Regions from separate parts of the Homo sapiens genome. Here regions 2, 3 and 4 are each linked to region 1. A link is a contact called in ENCODE Hi-C or POLR2A ChIA-PET data. All regions are on one chromosome and are shown on one strand. Each heading gives the region's core, a stretch centred on a gene start or an enhancer-like site at or near the end of the contact. The rest is flanking DNA. Distances are from core to core; before and after follow the strand shown. Region 1 overlaps LOC107986764 (a long non-coding RNA gene). Region 2 overlaps ICA1 (islet cell autoantigen 1). Region 3 overlaps ICA1 (islet cell autoantigen 1). Region 4 holds the start of GLCCI1 (glucocorticoid induced 1).

The links. A loop is a pair of places that touch in the nucleus more often than their neighbours do. ChIA-PET counts read pairs that join two places held with the same protein, here RNA polymerase II (POLR2A). Pooled maps may share reads with other maps.
Region 2: a pooled map shows a loop between it and region 1 (21-fold over the local background). The contact joins two enhancer-like sites. A Hi-C loop is called at or near these places in 3 of 37 single-sample maps with no recorded cell type and 4 of 50 pooled maps.
Region 3: a pooled map shows a loop between it and region 1 (4-fold over the local background). The contact joins two enhancer-like sites. A Hi-C loop is called at or near these places in 2 of 37 single-sample maps with no recorded cell type and 4 of 50 pooled maps.
Region 4: a pooled map shows a loop between it and region 1 (4-fold over the local background). The contact joins the promoter of GLCCI1 here to the enhancer-like site in region 1. A Hi-C loop is called at or near these places in 1 of 37 single-sample maps with no recorded cell type and 2 of 50 pooled maps. POLR2A ChIA-PET finds 5 or more read pairs at or near these places in 1 of 52 experiments (OCI-LY7).

What each region holds. Positions count from the first base shown.
Region 1 is chr7:7,320,405-7,323,269 of GRCh38, reverse strand. The region is part of intron 1 of LOC107986764 (a long non-coding RNA gene); the gene reads right to left. Among named protein-coding and RNA genes, the nearest start is that of LINC03016, 67 kb to the right of the region's middle. RefSeq lists enhancers at 1,477-1,526, 1,577-1,676. Within about 2 kb of position 1,351, at least 3 of the 41 ENCODE cell types and tissues checked have a DNase peak (open chromatin) inside an H3K27ac peak, as active enhancers do.
Region 2 is chr7:8,130,709-8,133,573 of GRCh38, reverse strand. All of the region lies in intron 12 of ICA1 (islet cell autoantigen 1), which reads left to right. Among named protein-coding and RNA genes, the nearest start is that of ICA1, 130 kb to the left of the region's middle. Within about 2 kb of position 1,458, at least 6 of the 41 ENCODE cell types and tissues checked have a DNase peak (open chromatin) inside an H3K27ac peak, as active enhancers do.
Region 3 is chr7:8,114,101-8,116,965 of GRCh38, reverse strand. The region is part of intron 13 of ICA1 (islet cell autoantigen 1); the gene reads left to right. Among named protein-coding and RNA genes, the nearest start is that of ICA1, 150 kb to the left of the region's middle. RefSeq lists enhancers at 2,414-2,603, 2,624-2,723. Within about 2 kb of position 1,250, at least 4 of the 41 ENCODE cell types and tissues checked have a DNase peak (open chromatin) inside an H3K27ac peak, as active enhancers do.
Region 4 is chr7:7,967,379-7,970,243 of GRCh38, reverse strand. GLCCI1 (glucocorticoid induced 1) reads right to left here and starts at 1,448. Exons shown (of 8, transcript NM_138426.4): 1 at 437-1,448. The coding sequence starts at 893. It overlaps GLCCI1-DT (GLCCI1 divergent transcript), which reads left to right and starts at 1,492. Exons shown (of 5, transcript NR_110018.1): 1 at 1,492-1,700. RefSeq lists an enhancer at 1-75 and silencers at 556-635, 726-785, 866-1,265, 1,476-1,625.

The DNA of each region.
Region 1 (2,865 bases), core at 102-2,601:
ACAGGGGGAGATAGGATGGGGGCAGGGATAGGATGGGAGAAGGGTAGGATCTTCAGGCCTATGTTTGATGGTGGTGATCTGAAACATTACTGCCTCATTCTTCTCCCAGTAGGGCCATCCTTTCCCTCTCTCCTATTGTCTCTAGTCCCTTTACCTATTTTTCTGAGCCCAAGGTAACATCAGCAGCTGGTACAAAGTTCAGGCATAGAAATGAAGCAGGTTCCAAGGTTCTATAGGAGAAGAAAAGTACCTTTTTCTCTGCTCACCCTAGGTTAATGGCTGAGACTCCTATACGAAGAAAAAAGCAACACATTTATTTAATATGAGTTTTACTAAAGCTGAGTATAAGTTTTATTAAATCTGAGTGTATTTTATGGTAGGTTTGAGGAAGAGTGAATAATGGGGAGGAAATGTGATAGGATGAAGGAATGGCATGATCGAATGGTAATAAACTGGCACAAGGTGTCATATTTTGGGGGGGGGGGTAGCATGTCCCAAACCCCGTCAGTTCTCTGATATAAAGGAATTGGCAAGTCCTCTGTGACCTTAAAATATCTATTCCATCTACTTGCCACTTATCTGAAGTCCTTCCATTAGGTTGACCAGTTATGCCTTTGAGCTAAGACACTGCCTCCTGGGGCCTCTTTTTCGAAGTGGAAAGAGCTCTGGGCAGGGTTTGACAAGAAAAGCTGTCACAAGCTCCCAACCATGAACCCACAGAGCATGCCTGCAAGCTGCTTTGTCCCGGGGACTCCATGATATTGCTTGGGACTGAACCATAACCACGTGGCTCTCCTTTACCAGATATAGAAAGACCCAAGAGCCCACCATTCCTCCCCTAATGATAAGAAAAAACCCAATAAGTTACAACATCGTTGTATAAAAAAACCAAAATGTTTGAACTGTAGGGTAAAAATAATAACCCTCAACAGGTTCTTATTGAAACTGACCCCTGTTACAAAAGACAAATTCAGAAGAGAAAAACAAACAGAAGTTTATTAACATGTATATTTCATATATACATGTCTTTGTAAATCTACATCCTGCTTTTAGGAAAAAAGAGGAAAGGCAGAGAGTGTGCCTGCGTCCATTTCCTGTTAATGGCCTTCAGCTCAACATTCCTTCATATTTTTGGGAGGCATATGCTGATATCCCACAGAAGTAAATGGTAAACAGAACCCAGCTGGGGCTATGACAGAGCCCAGAGCCAACTCAGCTACATTGATCAAACTGACTGGGCTCCTACACAAGTGGCCCCAGCTGAAGCTGTCAACCAACTTTAAGCGTTTCGCCCCAGTGAACTTGTTGTGGAAGTCTTCTCTTTCACAGTGTGAGAATGACAGGGCTGGATCAGACAATAGCCCCGAGCATGACTAACCTGCCCTGGGTGTGTTTTCGGTCATGCAAATATGAACATTGACATTGACATAAGCAGTTCTGCCCGGGCCAGGACTGTTCTTCCTCTGTGTCTCAAATTCCTTTGGAGGGTTTCCAGCAGGAAAATCACTGGACCCTGAATTGACACTACTCTTAACCAGCACATTCTGTGCTGGCATTTTAGATCTAACTATCAGTGTTTGTAGATGACACTTTGAAAGTCATTCTCTTTGAGAGGCAACACTTTCCCCCGTCTTTCCTCCTCTTAGACTTTTCATTTCTCCTTTGCCTTCCTTTAACCCTCTACAACACACACACATACCCTCTGCCTGGGTTCCAAAGCTAGCCTCACTGACCCGAGGCATGGGTCTTGAGCCAGGCAGTCAGTTCTCATCCACGTTGACCTGCACGATTCTGCCAGCCCACTCTCTAGGGGGCTGGGGGGTTCCACCAGTGTCTCCAGCAGTTATGGCTGAAGTCTTATGCGAACCCACACTTGTACAAGTTACCCACAATGTTGAAATACTTTTAGACTTTGTAATTCAAATTTAGGCCTTTAAATGTGTCAAGCCTACTTTTCACTTATGATCAAAAATTTTGCTTTTGTGTTTTCTTGCTTTACCAGGCAGTCACTAAAAGGAATGAAGCCTTCCATTTTTGGAGATCAAGTTTTGTAGGAGCTTATTTTTATTGTAGTTCATGGATTTTTTTTTTTTTTTTTTTTTTTCTTTTTACAGTCTTGATTTCATCCAGGCTCAAGCAGCATGACCGGAGCAATTCATTGATAACCAACAAGAGAATTAATTGTAAGGAAAAAATGTAAAGTCATAAAAGAAGGTCAAGGGTTGGTCCTTCTAACACAGCCATTTTACAGGCAAAGAAAGCCAAGTTTAAAGATTGTTCAAGCAACATGACCAAGGCATACCGCTGTATAGGACTAGCAGAGATGGCCCAGGAATCATGGCCTGCCATCTCCAACCCCACGTTATTTCTGTTTTGTGGGATGACAGGAGTGCTTTGGCCAGGAGAGCCATGGGTAAAGACCACACAACTAGCATTGTCACTTGGGATTATGTTCAGTTGTCACATAACAGAAAACAAATGCATCACAGTATCTTAAACAAATTGGGGATATGTATTTTTTTCCATGAAAAAAGAATCAAAAGGTAAATAGTTCAGGACTGTCCTGGAGGCTCCACACCATGATGGAATAATTCAGGTTCCTTCCAGCTTCCCTGCTCACCTTCATTAGGAAGTATCCATAGTCTTCCTGTTGTCAGGATGTATTTCCAGTTGTCACATCCATGTTCCAGGCGGAACAAAAAGGATGAGCTAAGGGAAGCAAGCTCTCATTGCCACTGAGTTACTCCCTTTTAAAGAACTTTCCAAATTCCGCGCTCTATGCCTTCTGTTTACTTCTCACTGGCTAGGCCTGTGCCATATGGTTATTTCTAGCTTCAGAGGAGGTGGATATGTGAGCACTCTGGA
Region 2 (2,865 bases), core at 209-2,708, 810 kb before region 1:
AACAGAATACTGGCACCTGGATAATTTATAAGGAAAAGGGCTCATGCCTGTAATCCTAGCACTTTGGGAGATCAAGGCAGGAGGATCACTTGAGACCAAGAGGGCAACAAAGTAAAACCCTATCTCTACAAAAGTTTTAAAAGTTAGCCAGGCATGGTGGCATGTGCCTGTAGTCCCAGCTACTCAGAAGGCATTCAAGCCTGGAGTGCTATGGTTGCACCACTGCACTCCAGCCTGGATGACAGAGTGAGACTCTATAAAGAAAAAACAAGAAAAGAAAAGAAAGAAATGGAATTTATTTCTTAGAGTTATAGGGGCTAAAATGTCCAATTCTGAGGGGACACATCTGGTGAGGGCCTTTTTTGCTGAGTCCTAAGGCGGCTTAGGGCATCACATAGTGAGGGGGCCGAATGTGCTCCCTCAGGTCTCTGTTCCTCTTCTTATAGAAGCTACCAATCCCACTCCCATGATAATCCATTAATTCATTAATCCATGAATGGGTTAACCCATTTGTGAGGGCAGAGCCCTCATGACCCAATCACCTCTTAAAGGCCGCACCTCTCAAGCTGCCGCACTAGGGTTTAAATATCAGCATGAGTTTTGGAAGGGACAGATATGCAAACCATAACACAGACTAAGCAAAGATACACAGTAAGAGGGTTCCTCTATGGAGCACCAGCAGCTTCACCAATGGGCAAACCCAGAAGGGCTCCCAGACAGGAATTTGCAAATGGAGTTCCAGAAAGAACTTGGAATTGGAGGTAGAGATTGGAGAACCTTCTGAGGTGACATTGGAACCCTAAGAATAGAAAAGATCTTCTATAGAGAATGTAGGGAAGGTATGATGGTTTGGGATGAAACCTTAAGGGCAGCCAGAATAGGAGGAGGCAGTGGAGAAGGTACTGTCAGGGAGATGGGAGGTCATCCGAGAGAGCCGCCTCATGGGGACTCCCAGGAGATAGCAGCATTTCCAGGCTGGGCAGTGGTACAAATGATGCTGTACAGGTAAAGGCCTGGGAAAAGAGCCTCAGAACTGGCAATGAGGATCTCACTGCTGACCTTCAAGAGAGCTATTTCAGTATAGGGTGGGGGCAGGAACTTAATTACAGGCAGCTGAGAAAAGAGTAGAGCCAAAGTAGAGTATGTGGTTGTGGAAGGAAGAAGAAACCAGAACAGTAACTTGAAAGTGTGAGGGGAGGGTGGAGAGCAACATCAAGTGAAGGCTGATTATTGTTGAGATAGGCACACATCTCCTGCGGCTAGGGGAAGGAAGCATTGGAAAATGAAAGACTAAAGGTGCTGGATCTGAATAATGGTGGGAACAGAGCAGGCTTCAGGAAGGAGGGGAGGGCATAGAGAGGGCTTATCTTAGAAAGGAGAGGCAATGCCTGCAAGGTCACGGAGTTGGAGACAGGTGAGGATGTGAGTACGTCATGTCTGTTGGCTCTTATTTTTGCAGCAGTGTCTGTAGTTAGGTTATCTGGTAAGCAAGTAAACACAGAGACTTGGGAGCCTGCAAGAGAGTGAAGGGAACTTGGTGTAGCATCTGTGGGTTTGGCACCTGAGAGATCCTCAACCCTTGTTCATCCTTTAACACAAAAGCAGGATTGGGGCACCATAACCCAGAAGCAGTCCACATCTGCATGGGTGGAAGCCCTGACTCCAGTTGGGAGTTTCTTACTAGAGTTTCTCCCAAAGAGCTTATCACATCTCTGCATGTGTCTCCATTATCTCTCAGTTGAGTTGAATTTTTTTCAAAGAAAATGATAGCATGATTCTCAAGAGCCAACTGACTATAGAGCTATTTCTCAAGTCTCAACTTGTCTGGTTACAGACCTGAACCCGTCCTTTTCTACTTGTAGTTAGATTTTTCTTACGTGTTATGTGTAATAATTTTAAGCATCTTAATTATCAGTGCAATAATTGGGAGGTTTTTGTGTTTTATGGTTCAAGTCAGTGCCAGTTTCATTGCTTTTAGCTAAGTAGTAAGTTCTCTTAAAAGAGAAAATGTGCACTGTGTGGCCTGTTAGCTGTTGAATAATCAAGAAGCCAAATAAAAGGCTAAATTCATTGGTAGACCTCAGTGTAGGCAAAATCTGTATTTAGAACTGGCTGTAGGCAATATCCTCACCAAGGGTCCTTTTCTCTTTTCTGTCACTAAAAAGTTTGAGTTGAATAGGATATGTATTAGTAAAAAGTTTTCTGATTGCAAGTGATAGAAAAACCCTATTTGAAATAGTTTAGGTTTAAATTTTTAAAAGCAAAAAAGAATGTATTGATCCATGTAATGGGGACACTCAGTTGTGGATTGGCTTCAAGCAAGGCTGGATCCAGGCGCTTAGACAATGTTGTCAGGATTCTCTCTCCACTTCTTGAGGCTGTTTCCCTCTATGTGTTGACTTCATTATCACTGGGAGCCTGAAATTTGCATCTTTAGAGCTTGGAATCCCAAAGAAAGAGAGGCCCTCTTCCATTAAGTTTCTATATACCAAATTCCGGGAGGTGTCCGGCATGTGTCCACCCCTGAGCCAATCACCATGCCTGGGGGATGGAGGACTCTGGCCAGCCTCATCAGTCATTCACTGGGGTGGAGGGTAAGGAGTCATTTCCAGAGGCATCTCACCAGGATCACATGGAGAAGGCATTTTCCCAAAGGGAAAACTGAAGAAGCAGAGGGAAGGGATGCTGAGTTAGCAAAAACCACCAAAGTCCATTATAAACACCATAGCACAAAACCTAAACAATAAAAACAAAGATGGAGCTATTACAGTCTGTGGTTATTTTTAGAAGGCTTACAGTTTATTATTTGTTCTTGCTAATGTTAATGATGATCTTCCCTGGACAGACATCTGTACTAAAGTAGTG
Region 3 (2,865 bases), core at 1-2,500, 790 kb before region 1:
GATTACAGTTCAAGGTGAGATTTGGGTGGGGACACAAAGCCTAACCATATCACAAGCCAAATACCATTGTAATGGGGGGCATAAAGTTAACGAGGGATTTCTTTCCCCCTCATATATTTGGACTGGACTGTTATTTACTTATCTGTATTAATTAAATCTCCCAATTTAAATTAGCTGTGTAGAAAATAAAAGGACTGGATCATATTGGAAGTCGAGAAGATGTGCAGTTACTAGTCCTATTGCTTCATTTAATGGTGTTCTCTTTTTTAAGCTTTTCCCCATTTGTGACAGAAAAACAAGGCACCTGCTTTCCTTAGAGCACCACTGATAATCTTTGGTATGATCATGAAACGATTGTGCTTGAGAAGAAAAATGGGCATAAATAAAGCTAAAAAGCAAAGATGCCTTATCCATAGCAATAGTTTATTTGCTTTTCAGAATCTAACCTTTTCCTTCATTTTTCATATTTTTGGATTGGGTTCGATGATGCATATCTCCTATCTCCTCAAATGTATTCCAGTATGAGGAACATGGGAGAAATGTCTTATTTTTATTCGGAGGCAACCACGGATGTGGCCATCAACTGGTGGGTCCATGTGACTTCTTCACTAGATCTGATATGCTCTGGTTTTGAATATTAGACTGGTCAGAGAGCAATGTCAATCCCCCTCCTACTCCATGGCCAGTACCAAAGACAAGCAGTCCAAATGACAACAGCCCTGCAGTGAAAGGTAATAACAGCATTTTGTCTCTCTGAAATGACAGCTGCCTTCCTTTCCAGTGGCCTAACCTGTTTTCTGTACTACTTTGCTAATTTCCATTTGAACATCTAGGGCTCAAGACAGGGCTATGAGATGGAGAATTTCGCATAATCCCAGAAATTACATTCTGACTTCTTTTTCTGGCTTAATGTCCTCATTCATAATTCCCTTTATCAAATTGTACCTAATGTGGATGAGTCAAATATCTACATGTGGTTGGGTGGTCCCCAAGTTTGGTTGGAAATACCAAGGTATGAAAGGCCTCTGAGGTTTGCTATTTTTAGCCAGAAATACCATTGCCACCACCAAATAGGGCATTTAATTTGTGCACCTCAGAAAGGGCCAGGTTTCATAGTTGTCAAAAGAGGTCATTTCAAGTTCATGAGATCTGTTCTCTTTTGGGACAGGTCCCCCAAGGGAGCCTCTGCTCGACTGAAGATATCATCTGTGTTTGCAGCTCTAGCTCTGTTTCTTTGGTATCACTGACTTTCTCTTGTTGGCCACAGGAAGTTGAAGGAAGTGTGTACTCCATTATCATCAAAAAATGTTCCCATGATGCTCTTTTAAGTGTTATGCAAATAAGTTGCACCTGCTTTGTCTCCAACAGTGGCTGCCTGGGGAATGTGAGGATTGTCCCAAAGCACAATCACTGGCTCCTCACGGCAAGGCCATGAGAACGCTCAGAAGACCTCCTAAGACCCTTGAGGAGGTTAGAAGGAAGGGGAAACAAGCATGTAGCATCTTTTCACTAGAGTCGTCTTTAAGATATTTTGATATCCTCTAGCAAGAATAGAGATAGGCTAATCCAGCGAAATCAGTATTGCCTTTTTTTAGGCAATACCCTGCCCACTCCCCCTCCAACTAAGCTACAGTGAGCTCTCTTGTCTCTGATACTCATATCAAGATAAACCAGATGATTCCAGGGCTAATTGCACATGGAATTCAATGTTACATAGTAATAACTTGCATATTACCCACTAGTCTTGATATAGTTTTCTCACCATCATAGATACACTGATTTTTACATGTAGATACATTAATATCTACAAAAGACTTTTTTTACAAAAAGAGGGAGGGGAATCCGAAGTATAAAGTGATCGGTACACTATCTTAGCATTTCAGTGCCATTTTGATGAAAGGATCAAAGGCCCTGTTTATACTGATATAATCCCATTGCCTCTATCCCCTCACTAACCACTTTTAGCAACTTGTCCTACCAACACTTCCTGAGACTCTTTTCAGCCAGATGGCAAGCACATTCCTAGCTGCTCTCAGCTAGAAGGATCACCCATCAGAGACGTTTTCTTCATGTTTCTGACACTCCCACCTGTTGGAGAAGAAAAAAACACAGGTCATCCAAGCCAATGAACTTAGATTCTCATGTGGAATGATTTATGTATTTTAAACAAAGCCTTCATCTTATTTAGAAATCACTTGCATGAGGCACTCTTTTGAAAATGTTCTCCTCATCTGGAAAATAATTTGGCTGTATAATCGTGGTATTCAGGAAGTTAGGGCAGGTGTTTAGGTGGAAGAGCAGAAGGGAGTATTCCAATGAGGCTGAAGAGTGAGGGGAATTGACCCCCTGGGAGAAGGGAAGGCATGTCAGGGCCCTCCTTTTAACAGGAAAGGATTGAAGAAGGCAGTGACCCTGAGAGAAGAGGAGAAGCCAGGCCTGGGCGCCAAACACTTTTGGGCCTGTTGCTTTGAAGGGTAGAAAGAGTGGCCATAATATTTCTCCTGACCCAGCAGATTTGAAAAGATTCCTCCAGCAGACAGTGGAAAGCCCCTTGCTTCCTCAGCCATTCAGTCTGATTTCTGAAATAACTATGCTATTTCCTGGTTGTGGTGAAGTGGCAGGGCCCGAGGGTTTGATCAGCTTTTCATGGGCTATGGCCATTAGTGGGGTTGGGGTGCAGGTGGGAGTTTGTTAACACAAGAGCTTGTTATTCTCGGAGCTTCAGGCCCTGGTTTGGAAATGTTAACTGGCCAACCAGCCACGGGAGTTGGAATTCCCTAACTATTGTCAGAGAGAGTGCAAAGGGATTTGTCTGATTGAACAATCTGCATTTGAAGATGACCTGGACCTGCCTGCATCCCGCAT
Region 4 (2,865 bases), core at 199-2,698, 650 kb before region 1:
AAATACTATCCCGGTAGTTACAGGCACGTTAGGAACTTTGCAGAAAAGCACAAAGAGACGGTAGAGATTACAACCGCCACCTTATCCGCTGCTGAAGAGTTTGTGTGCGTGTTAAGTGTTTCGCCCAGCTTCTCCTTCCCCGGCTACAAACGGCAAACACACGAATGAGCTAGCCAGCTCTTAAACTGAAAAACCTCTCGAAGCAGGCGAGTGATGGAAGAGAGACTCTGAGGGGCGGCATGAGGGTCAAATAAAAGTCGCTTTTCAGTTCGCTCCTCCAAGCCCCACAGCGACCGCAGGGGGGTGAGATTCCCAAAGCCACTTTCACACCTTCGATAATGCACTAGCAAAGAGAAGCCCGAAGAGGCTGAAGTTTCCACGGAGGGCACCGTCGGGGAGACGCAGCCCGGGAGGACGGGAGGGTTGGGCTCGCTACCTCTGCACACGGGCGAGCCGGGGCTCCGTCTCTCAGGTGAGCTGCTCCTCCGGTGGCTCTCTGGGGACCGTCTCGGGCGGCCCTTGGCCCGCGGCGCCTGCTCGGCCGGGGCTGCGGCCGCCGGCGGCGTCGGGCTGGACGGGCTGGGGCCGCGGGCCGCGCCGGGCCCCGGGAGGCTGCCCAGCGAGGCGGCGGCAGCGGCGACGGGCGGACGCGTGGGACTGTGCTGGCTGCCCCGCAAGAGCTGGTAGGGCACCGTGGCGCGGATGGGCTGCAGCAGCCGGCCGGCTCCCGCAGCCGGGGCGCAGCCCACGCCGCCGCCGCCGCCCGCACCGTTCCCGCTCCCGGCGGCGGCGACGGCGGGCGGGGACCCCGCGGCGCTGCGCCTCATCCTCTGCGACGGGGGATGAGGGGTCTGAGAGGAACTGGAGGAGGAGGAGGAGGAGGCAGTGGACATGGTGGCTCTGCGGGCCCTGGACGCCGCCGGCCGACACGGAGGCGCGGGGCGGGAGGCGCGCGAGCGTGTGGGAGCCGGCGCGATAGTGCGTGCGAGTGTGTAAGGGGGAGGGGCGGGGGTATCGCTGTGGGGGAGGAGTCTCGGGGCTCCCCCTCCCCAACGCACACCCCCGCCGCCTCGGCGAGGGGGGAGGGGAAGGCTGCGAAAACAAACGTCCAACGGCCGCAACCGCCCGGCTGGGCTCGGTGTGGCGGTCACGGCCGGGGCCGCAAGGAGCCCGGAGCCGCCGCCGCCACCGCTCCAGGCATCGTGCTGACAGGGCAACGGCCCGGATCACGCAGCCCCGAGGGCCGCTCGCAGCCTTCTCCTCAGCCCTCGCAGGGCTGCACGCACGGGAGAACCCGGCAGCTGCAAGGAGGGCCGGGACCCCTGCTTCTGGGGACCAGGGTAGAGAGAAAGGGCCTCGAGGTGCTGGCGCTCCTCGGAGTCCGCGCCACCGCAAACGCCGCCGCCGCCGCCGCCGCTTCTACCCACTCCTCACTCCGAATGGCAACTAATTCGCCCCAGCCGCACCCCGCCCCCGGCACCGCCTCCCAGCGCCCAGGACCCGGCAGCTGCCGCAGCGAGCATTTCCATTGGCTTAGGCGCTCCCCACTAGAACTCGAGTGATTGGTTCTGGAATAGGAGTGAGAGAAGCAGTGTCCAATGACAATGGTGCCTCCTACTTTGAAGGCGGGGCGTGAGGGGTGGCAGCGTGAGGTGGGGGCTGTGCGCGCAGGGAGGAGCGTAAAAGTTGACAGCCTTGAGGTAAGTGCGAGACTAGGAAAGTGGGACTGTGTGTGTCCTGCGCGTGTCCCGACACCCCCAGACACGCAAACGCCCCGCTAGGCAGGTTGCAGGGGCTCCACCCTCCTGGGCCGTCTGTATGACTTGAGACACAGGACACATGAGGCAAACTTTAATTTGCAAGTACACCTGCATCCGGTGGGATGTTTTAGTTAGAACCAGAAGACTGGATCTCTTTTAGTAAGCTGAGTTTTCGTGACCAGTAGCCTTATTAATCAAAAGAACTTCTGGTGATCAGGAGAAATGTCTGGAACCTGCACTGAACAAAGTAAAATACTCTTACAGCCTAACATTTGTAGTTATGCAGTGAAAAGAGATTATCAAGTTCTATGTTCCAAGACAATAACACTGAATAGCAGGGGTCAACAAGGAATTTTATGTCATTACACCATCAGTTAGATATATTAATGAAGGGCGCCCCTGGCTTTTCCGAAGCAGATAGCTTCTTGGGAGGAATAAATACCAGATGTAATGTAATAATCCATTGTGGTAAATTTGTTTTTTATTCTGTAATGAAACTGAAAGCGTACAAAGATTTTGGATGACTATCAAAAACATAAATTTACCCCACAGTAAACCAAGGTTTTAAACCTTAATCGGGAGCAATTAATGTAAGGATCTTCATCAGATAACTTTCATTAATTTTCAAGAGGTTAAAAGAGAAGCACAATGTCAAATTGGTCTGCTCGTGGTGTCTGCCCACACTGACAAGCTTCCTCTGATTTCAGGCACTATATGCAGGGGTCACTTTCACGTACAGGAGCCATCCTTCTTTTCTTCCTTGTGTGTTCAGACGAGAAAGCATACTAGGTTCAGTAAAAAAATTGATGAAACTCAATAAAAATACAAAAATTTCATGCAGTACTTCATCCAAGTAAAACTAGTGATAGTTCCTCAGTTTACCACATATTATAATAAGAGCTAACATTTATTCACCATGTGCCAGCCGCTATTCTAAGAACATTATGTGTGTTAATTCATTCAGTCCTCATATAATCCACAAGGTAGATACTATTATTATCCTTACTGTGGTCTCAGTTGTGGCATAAATAAGCTGTCTTGCCTGAGATCACATAGTTAGTATATGGGGAGCTAAAAATTTCACCCAGACAGACTGGCTCAAGAG